Regions from separate parts of the Mus musculus genome. Here region 1 is linked to region 2. Evidence: chromatin loops called from intact Hi-C (ENCODE). Cell type or tissue: heart. All regions are shown on one strand.

What was found. Peaks named below come from ENCODE experiments on the same cell type or tissue, not always from the same donor. Only the 100,000 strongest peaks of a DNase experiment are listed, where the experiment ranks them.
Region 1: a loop joins it to region 2, with 3 times the contacts of the local background. A loop is called at or near these places in 6 of 42 quality-filtered maps.

What each region holds. Positions count from the first base shown.
Region 1 is chr4:129,981,007-129,986,006 of GRCm38, reverse strand. It overlaps Adgrb2 (adhesion G protein-coupled receptor B2), which reads right to left and starts at 1,137. Exons shown (of 30, transcript NM_001290715.2): 1 at 700-1,137. In heart, a CTCF peak has its summit at 2,161 (motif pointing right); DNase peaks (open chromatin) are centred at 1,042 and 2,086; H3K4me3 peaks cover 2,269 bases; H3K27ac peaks cover 1,542 bases; H3K27me3 peaks cover 4,011 bases.
Region 2 is chr4:129,699,146-129,704,145 of GRCm38, reverse strand. It overlaps a transcript of Tmem39b not described here and a transcript of Khdrbs1 not described here. Among named protein-coding and RNA genes, the nearest start is that of Tmem39b, 4.8 kb to the right of the region's middle. In heart, CTCF peaks have their summits at 2,489 (motif pointing left) and 3,492 (motif pointing left); DNase peaks (open chromatin) are centred at 1,505 and 2,445; H3K27ac peaks cover 1,368 bases.

The sequences.
Region 1 (5,000 bases), 280 kb before region 2:
GTCGGATGCGGGTTCGATGGAGATCACGGCCTGGGGAAAGGGGCTTGGAGGAGCAAGGGGGACACGGCCCCAATTCCAGGCTGAGGGGGAGGGGACTTGCATCAGAGATTGGAAAGGGAAGGCGGGACTCTGGGCAGATATGGGGGAAGGGGCACTCGGGGCAGAAATAGAGGGGAAGCATGGTCGCCGTGCAGGCGCGGGGGAGGGCACTAGCAGACACAGTTGGGGACCGAAACGACTCCGGGCAGAGTGGAGGAGAGGTCCAGAGTCCCGCGGCCAGACTAGGAGGGGAGATGGGGGAGGGGGGAGGACAGTCGAGCTGCAGGTTGGAGAGGGGGTTCAAATCAAGACCGGGGGCGCACTGCTGGGATCTTGGCCGAGACAGGGCAAGACTCGCGACAGCGGTGTGGCAGTCTGGGTCAAGATTCTAAAGGTGGGGGACTTTGACACAGACGGCAAGGGGTCGGTCCAGGCTGGGGGAGGGGGTAGCAAAGGGGTTCGCGGGAGACTAAGGGGGCTTCGGCCCGGGCCTCGGGAGTCCCTCTTAAGACGGGGGTTGGGTGAGCGCTGGACAGACTCTGTTCTGGCCGGAGGAGAATTAAGCAAGACCGGCTCACGGAGCACCCTGAGTGCGGGCACTCGGGACTGCGCGCGAGGGTTCAGTGCGGGGCCGGCCGGGGTCTGGGGCCGAGCACTCACCTGGGCGCCGTCAGCAGCAGGAGCGGGGGCCGGCGCTAGTGGAGGCGGCCGCGGGGCGCAAGTTTGCCATCCCTAAGGCGGGGGCCGGGCTGGGCGCAGGGCAGCTCGCCGCAGCCGCGCCGAGGCCCGAGGCTCCCGCTCCGCCGAGCGGCGGGTGCAGAGCAAGCACCGCGGAGCTGCACGGGGCGGGCGGGCGGGCGCCGGGCCGGGCGCGGGCTCCTGCCGCCGCCGCCGCCTCCTCGCCGCGCCGCCCCCCGCTCCCCGCCCCGAGCACCGCCCGCGCCGCGCGCCGCCTCCTATTCGCGGGTGGCGGCCGCAGCCCCAGCCTCTGATCGCCGGTGCCGCATCCTCCTCTCTGCCTCCCAGCGCCGCCGCTGCCACCGAACCGGATTCCTCCGGCCGCTCCGGCCGCTGCCCGCAGCGCGCGCCGGGCCGAGTGACGGCCGAGGCGGGACGCGGCGCCTGCGCGGGCCGGGCCCGGGAGGGGGCGCGCGCCGGGCCGGGCGCGAGGAGCCGCGGGAGAAGGGGCGGGGGGGCGGGGGCGACGCGCGCCGCCTCCTGTTAAAGGGGGAGCAGCGCCAGCCGAGCCAAGCGCGCCCTCCCCCTCCCCACCCTGGGCCCCAGGCGCCGGCGCGGGAGAAGCCCAGGGTAAGCCCCCACCCTGCCTGTGACCGCCTGGACTGCAGAGTGAGCCTCCCGGTGATACCCCTCCAGCGAAACCCCAGACTAGTGGCGTCTAGCGCAGCCAGGGTCTCCCGAGCTGTGGAGGCTAAAGCGTTTTCTCCCCCCTCCCCATTATGCAGTGCATATTGCATTGCGTGTCCCTGTGCATGCAGGTGACACTCGGTGCACTGAACTTTATATATGCATACAGGTGCCCTGCGTGTGCACTGCAATATTGCCTGGCTGGGTGCATGCAAATGCTGCACATATGCATTGACATGCGCTCAGGTCCTGAATGCATGCTGCTTTTTCCATGTGCCTTAAGAATTATATGTAGAAGCTCACAGGTGCCACATGTGTGTAGCATGCTATGGGTATAGAAGCAACACACATACCCCCGCAGCGTGGCATGTTTACTGCATATTCTGGTGTTCATCGCTGTGATATTGTATGTCCCTAGGCACGGGGATGCTACACGTGTGCAGTATGTTACATGTTTTCCCAAGTCTCTTCTCCCACAAGTGCCTTTCTCTGTGCCAGGGGCGCCCCCATGTTGCATCTGTTTGTGTAGAAGCCACAGAGATGCACAGACCCACCCCATCCTGGCACTGTGCCGAGGAACAGTTGGGTGGAGCCTAAGCCCACACGGCTCAGGCGGTACCCGGAGAGATGTCCATGGCTCAGGGCTCTGGTCAGGCTGTTTGTGGCCTGGGCATGTTGCCATCAGGAAGGTGGGCCGACTGGGGACACACCACAGCAGCCAAAACAAGTAGGTTAATCCGATGACTCTGGGCAGAGAAGCCAGCAGGGGGCAGCTTTGCAACGAGGGTGGAATGACTTTGGGACATACTTGGGAAGGTTCACACACGTGGAGGGACCAGTCCTGTAAGGACAAGGTGGTCCACGGCCCATTCATTGCTAACTTCCCCTCCCCCGCCCCCACCATAACTCGACTTTTGTCGCCTACAGGCTGTGGCAAGATGAGAAAAGCCCACCTCTTCCCAGAGGAGTTACCAAAAAGAGGCAGAGAACTTCTCCTGTCTCTTCCCTCTGTCCCTCCCCCCTAAAGCTGTCCTGGTGACATTTGTTGTGAGTGATTGGGAGAGATTATCGACTTTAATGGAAGGAGGTAATAAGGGACGATGAAGGAAGCTCACCTGTCACCTTAAGGGAATTTATGAAGCTGTGTGAAACAGGGAGGCGGTCTGGGCTTACACCTCCCCTTTTCCTGTGGGAGCCCTGAGAAGGCCAATGCCTTGGGCCTCGCACTGGCAGGCAGAGCTCCTGGATTCTTGATAAGCATCTTCAAACATACCCTGGCATAGTTAGAAGGCTCAACTACCAGTGTGAGAGTTGAGCCAGGCAGGCTTTGCCATCTGCAAGGCAATGACAGCCACCAGACGCAGTGGGAAATCCTGGGCTCCTTCTTTTCTTGCCTACTGTGAGAAGCAACAGAGTTGCGGAGTTGGGAGCTTTGAGGAGGTAGACAAAAGTGGGAAACGTGATTAGGACATGGACTGCTCTCACAAGGATGCAAAGACCAATCTCTGGAAGTCCCTGCAACATTTGCTCTCCAGAGCTCTAGCCCCTTCCTCTCCCTATAGGGAGCCTGCCTCCCTCTTTATGAATATTCATGATCATTTGCATGCTAGAGACCTAGCACCAAGAGAAAGGCAGGCAGGTCTCTTACAGATGTGATGCAGCTGGATCTCTAAAGCCACCCTCTTCCTTGGCTCTCAGAGATCCAGCTGGGTAAGGGGTGACGGGAGGGGCCGCCTCCGGGAGACAGGGAAGTTATTTATCTGTTTCTCTTAGTCCTGACTTCTTGACTTCCCGCCCTATGGAAATGGTGGGTGTTGAGGGACTCACCGGGCAGCCTTGGAAGGAGAAGCTAGGTAAACTGGGTAGAGGCAGCAGGAGTTGTCAGGGGTTGTACAGCTGTCTGGACTAGGACAGATGTTGGGAAGCCCCCCCCCATATGAGGGCTTCCCCCACCTGCTTTCCCAGGAGCCCCTGCCCTTCCAGACTCACTCTGGTGATAATGCCACCCGCCTGCCTGCCTGCCTGCTTGCTTGCCCGCCCAGGAGGACTTGGAGTAATTACAAATTGTTTCCATATTCAAATCCAGCTGGTTGAAGAGAAATTACTTCTCTGAACAGCCCAGGCGGGGGTGAGAAAAATGCATCTTAGCCCCAGGAGGGACCCCCACCCCCCTCCAGGGAGCCTGAGGCTGAGATAACCTGGGAAGAGACACCATCCACAGCTCAATCACAGAAGGCTTGAACAGAGTAAAGGGCCAACCCCTGCATCCTTACACTCTGGGCAAAGGACAGTGACCTCAGCTCTGTGTCCCATGAGAGTCTGCTCTGGAACCTCTGAGATGAAGGGGACCCAATGCATACATATAGGCAGTAAGGGGCCACCTACTCTGACCTACTGTTGTGCTGGGTGACCTTGAGAAAATGCCTTCTGTTTCCTGGGCCTCTGCTTCCTCCTGTACGGAATGATACAAAAGCATAAGCAGGCTCAGCCCGGAGTCCGGGAAGGTCCAAGGTATGGATCAGCAAGTGCTAGGCCCTGAGGAGGGGCCTTTTACAATAATGATCTTATTTGCAACTAATTAATATTTTTTGTTAAGAATAACTACCACCAATATCCCAGCTGGGAGGCAGCACACCGTCAAAGACAGGGCCAGCGGGGCAGCTCATGAGAGAATGAGGGTCAAGCAAGGGAGCTTCCTGGCCTCACCCGCCTGGCCCCAGCCTCGCCTCCCGCTGGGCCAGAGCTGCTATGCTTCGTTGCCCTTTAAACAGATGAGAAAATGTTCTTCTTCCCTTCCCAATGATTTATTTGGCCCAGAGCCTAGGCAGGTTTCCTTTCAGCCGATGAGACCCGGCGTGCCCCCTACTCAGCTCCTGCTCGCCTGCCACTGCCAGGCAGCCGGGCATTCCAGGGCACCAAAGTCTTTTCAATCCCACAACCACCTGGGACACCAAAAGGAGCTCACATCATGTTCCCCAAAATACCCAAATCCATTCAATAATCTCCATAGCAAGGTCTTCCTCAGTGCTCCCATGCATGGCACCCTCATGCTGGGGGGAGGGGGTCATAGGTCCGGGAGGGCTCTGCTGTAAAAGGCTCCTGCAGGAAGTCCTGGTGTCTAAACGGGTTGAGAGGCCTTGGGTAATCTGGGTTGGGTGTTTTCCATGTTCTTGGAGTTGGGGAGAAAGGGGGGGATTAGATATCCCCTCACCAAATCCTCCCAGAGGATCGAATCCTGGTTCTGTGCAGTCCGTTTGAGCAGTGTGCGCCTTCTCTGGTCCCAATTGTAGAGAAGTCCGTTAGGGTGCTGGGCAGTCATCATGCTTGCTTCACACTAGACAGTGCACGTGAGTGATTGAGAGCCTGGTACCAAGAAGGCTTCTTTTTAAAGTAGTCATCCAACAGGTATGTTTGGAGTGTCTGCTCTCTTCTAGGCACTGGGACTCAGTCTATCGGCAAGTTCATGGCTTCCTCTACCCACCCCCCAAAAGTATCCCCAGCGCACCTACTCTTCACAGCATCTCTGCCACTAACGAAGTCCAAGTGTGCAGACTCTCGGACCTCACCTCTGCCTTCCCACTCCTACCTCTCTGACG
Region 2 (5,000 bases):
TGGAAGGTACAAAGCCTGACCAGATGAAAGCTGAGAAACCCCCATAGCTTCCAGTTCCTTAATTTTCCACTTTGTGTCTTTGCAGCTGTCAACAGAGCCTGGATCCCAGGAGCGACCTGCTGTATAGAGGCTGGCCTGGGCCATAGAAACCCAGGAGAGGAGTCAACAGTTGTGTTTCACCCCACCTCTTGATCTGATTTTCTCACAGAAAGCCAGGCAGGATCTGCTACTTAGGAGTCTTTAGTCCCACATGGAGTCCTCAGAGCTTCAGGGGCTCAGTGCTAACCGTTCAACCTACTCAAGGCATTTTAGTAGGAGGGGCTGGGGCTTAACGTGGTGTTTGATCACTTCACTTGCACTTGTAGAGGACCTGGGTTCACTTTATCTTACAATAAATGAATGAATAAATAAATAAACAAATAAATGGCTTTAAAGAGTTGAAAGGCAGCAGACATCGTAGCGCACACCATTAATCCCCGCACTCAGGAGGCAGAGACAGATGGAGTTCAAAGCCAGCCTGATCTACATTGCAAGTTCTAGGACAGCCAGGTCTACACAAACCTGTCTTGAAACACCAAAGACCAGGGACTAAATCCCTGGTGTGGCTCTCCAGGTCAGAACACTCAGCTCCTGTGCTATTCCCGGTCTCTTGTTTCTGCTTAGTTTCCCATAGAATGTTCTGGAACATACTACTATATATGCCCCCCACTGTCACACCTTTATTGGAACCTATAGCCTGGGTGCCCTTGGACATTCCAGAGGACTCCCAGAAAAGAAGGTCACCCTCTGTAATCTGTGAAGGAAAGTTGAGAATCATTTACTTTAGGTAAGGCATTTTAAACTCTGAGCCTGTGTTCGTCTTTGTTAGCACTTGTCCACAAGTTCTTGAAGGGTGGGGCTGTTCTGCATCCCCTCTGTACTAAAGTTTTCAAGTATCTGCCTCTGCATGAAGCGTTCAATAAAGGCTTGGTCAAGCGATGAACGGTGACTAGTTCTACCTACTAGCTTCTGGGCCAGTGGTCTAGCCTCAGCCTTTCTCTTCGGAGATTGTAAGTCATGTATAACCTCCAGGTCCAGGATAGCTGCTTGAGGGTCACAGCCGGTTACAGGGAAGCTCAGAGTTGAAGTCAAACATCTTGGCTTCAATTCCAGTTCATTCCTTTGGTGTTTATTCCATAAGCGATTTCTCTCCCACTGAAGGGGAACCCGAGAAACGTTTTAAATCTGAAGAGCTGGGCAGAGTACAGCCCCAACATTCTTCCTTTCTTTCAGGCTTATTTTTAGAAATTCTGTCACAGCATCCACCTCCGTTACTGCTTAGCATCCTAGGGATCTTTCTCTTGAGAGGTCTGACTTAGGGTATTTGGCTAACCCACCCAGCTGCCCTGCTTGTCAGTCACCTGCAAGCTGAGAAGGATGACGTCAGCTTTCCCCAAGCCTCTGGACTGCTCTGAGACATAAATATTTTAAAAGGGCCTTTCTCTCACCGTTGCCAGGGTGATGGACTCTCAGGGGACGAGTGGGAGTGTGGAGGCAGGACGGGCTCTGGAAGGGTGGGTGTGAGGCCTGGCCGCCAGCCAGGACTAAGCTCGGGAGGGGAGGCTGGAGCTGTGCCTTGCGTGCCTCTCCTTCGTTGAGCCCTTAGCTGTTAGGATGCTTCCAGGCCCGTCTCTGGGCTCAGATGCCGTTTGGTTTTTGGTAAGTTGACGTTTTCTGGGCCTTGGTTTTAACATCTCTTGGTGTTGGAGGAATCTCGTCTTAGTGCAGGTAAGTGGAAAATAAAGAACGTGAAAGTATTCTGTGTTTGTAATGCTGTGCTTCCTTTGCTAGTAAATCCTGGTTAGAGAAACTAGATCCTGTTGCTGCTTTCTGAGGACCCAGCCTCCCTGTAGTCCAGTCTGGCGTCAAACTTCTGCTTTCTGAATTCTGGAACTGCAGGCATACACTACCGCCACTGTCCTCTGTTGGACTCCTAGTGCCACATGGATGCTGCTCCCACATAACGATATTCTCGCCTTCACTTCAGCACACGTACGGTGATGTTACATTGAGATAGTGTCCCACTTTAGTTCAGACTGGCCTTGAATCCTGGCTCAGGTTCCAGCTCTTACTAATAATTTTTATTATTTTAAGATAACATCTCCCTTTCTGCCCTGGCCTGGCCTAGCCTGGATCTCATACACAGAAATCCCCCTGCCTCTACCTCTCAAGTGTGGGAGTCGGGTGTGCACCACGGTGGCTGCCCCAAGCACCTAGCTAGACTATGTGGATAGCACCAGGGATTCTAGTTGGGTAATAATTTAGAGTCAGAGTTCATGGGTGTTAGGGCCTAAGACACACAGACACGAGTTTAGACTGTACACCTGCCTGGTCATCTTGCTTTGTCTTACGCCACACGCCCCAATCTTAGCACGTATCTGAAAAGGAAACTGGTTTCGCGTCCCTGTTGCTTTGGGAACTCCTGTTTCTTTGTATGTGGCTCCCTCTGGCGGGTGTTGATGGTAAGGAAGTAAGATCAGATATAAGACTGACATACCACTCTGAGAGAATGAAGTGGGGCAACTCTCCCAACTCCTAATGACAGCCACCGGAATTGTCATACACTGTGTCTCTGCAATCTACCCACAATCTAGTCCCCACAATAATGAATAGGAATTAATTCTAATTCTCAGACAGATTTGAAGACCTGGAATCAAATTCTTTGCAGCATTTAGGATCCTCAAATGATCTTACCATCTTACCAATCTGTTTTTCTAGCTTCAATTATTGTCTTGGTTTTATTTACCATTAATACAAAATGCCCCAACAAAAGCAGGTCGGGGAATGAGTTTATTTTATCTCACAGTCCAATTGTAGACCATATGATAATCAAGGCAGCGGTAACTTGAAGCTGCTAGTCACATCCACCGTCAGGAGCAGAGAGGACAGATGCGTAACACTCATTTTCTCCTCAGTCCAGGACCCAAACCTCGGCGTGATTAAATGAGTCCTCCCTCTTTGTTGACATAATTAAGATAGTATAGGCCAACCGGATCAAGAAAATGCCTCTTTGAAATTCTTCCCCAGCTATTCCAGGTTGTGTGTCCGGTTCACAAAACTAATCTCAAATATGCTCAAGCCGACCAGACTCTTCTGGAGGAAATGCTAACTTGAAGCATTGTGCTGCCGGGTGGTTGTTGGCACACGCCTTTAATCCCAGCACTTGGGAGGCAGAGGCAGGGGGATTTCTGAGTTTGACGCCAGCCTGGTCTACAAAGTGAGTTCCAGGATAGCCAGGGCTACAGAGAAACCCTGTTTGGGGGGGGGGGAGGAAGCATTGTGCTGTGTCCTGCCCCTTCAGACTACAGGCCTGTCAAAACAACATGGGACCTCAAACTGGCTAGATGGCTCAGTGGTTAAGAGCACTGACTGTTCTTCCAGAGGTCCTGAGTTCAAATCCCAGCAACCACATGGTGGCTCACAACCATCTATAGTGAGATACGATGCCCTCTTCTGGTATGTCTGAAGACAGCTACAGTGTACTTACATATAATAAATAAAACTAGATTATTAAAAAAAAGAAAAACAAAAAATCATGAGGCCTTTGCTTAGTTTAGCTCAGTGTTCAGGCTGGCCATTGCGGCAGAAACTTTTAATCCCAGCAGAGGCTAGATTTCTGAGGTTGGAGGCCAGCCAGGACTAATGAGTGAAACCCAATCTCAAAAAGCTTCCCAGTGGCTTGCTTTGTTATTATCTCTGTAAAACATAAAATGTGAAGTTTGACAAGAACATAGGTATGAGGGCTGATGTATGGAAGGGCTAACCACACAAAGAATGAAAGTGACCCAAGAGATTAGAACAAGAACACCCTTGAATGGTCTTATATTAATCATCTAAAATGTCTTTGGGAGACCAAATCACTTGGCAGCTGGGGTGGCTGCAGGTGACATTTCTTCAAAGCCTTTGCTTTCATCAGCCATCACAAGGAAATCTCAAGATTTCTTTCTTGATAGCTGTAGTGTATATACTATGAAAACATCTCATTTTACCTCACTTAGATCACTAATTCCCCCTCCCCTCGAGCCAGCCACTTGTCTGGAGTTGCAGGGCTGTTGGAGTGCTTTGACTTCTCAATCATTTGCCCACTGGAACTTCAAGAAGACTCAGCCACAAATGGACTGAGGGAGGCAGATTTCCCAGGGGAGAATCATCTTTCTTATTGGAAACAATGGATGTCCAGCAAGCGGTCATAACAAAGCCGGTTGGACCCATGGGTGCCCTTGCTGTCTTACACTGAGTTGTAGGTATGCCAAGTCAATTCAGTAAATATTTCCTGGGAATTCGCTATGTACGATGTTCGTATTTTTTACACTGTAGATTCATAAACATTACCAACTCCACAGGCAGTTACCAGATTCAAGAGATGTTTCATCCCGTATGGTACAAACACACTTTACAAACCAACAAAAGACCATGCTAGAGATTAATCCCAGGGCCTTCCAACAGACACTGGACCATTCAACAAAACTTACTCATCTCAGAAACCAGGTCTGACCCCTCCTAGGAAGTTGTTTTCATACTATCCTCTGCCTACTGCTAAAAGGGATCGTTCAAAACATCCTGTTTCTTCATTCAGGTGTAGCAATTTGTTATCTCTGTCCCCAGGATATAGCAGTAACTGAAAATATGGCTAGGTGTCACCCACATTCCCGCAGATGGCCCGGCTTTGGTGTATGTTTGGCGCTCACAGAGACTGGAGGAGAGCATCAAATCCCCTATACTGGATGCACAGACCCTTGTGACCTGCTGTGTATGGGTGTTGGGAATTGGGTTTGGGTCCTCTAGACTCTGCTAAGTTGTGCTAACCAGTGAGCCATCTCTCTGGCAATTTTCTGTGTTACTGTGTGTGTGAGGTGAGGTGCCAGTGCCCTCTGAGACCAGCGACAGGATCTCCTCCTGTATCCTAGTTAGGTTTCTATTGCTATGATAAACACCAGGACCAGCCAGGCATGGTGGCACAC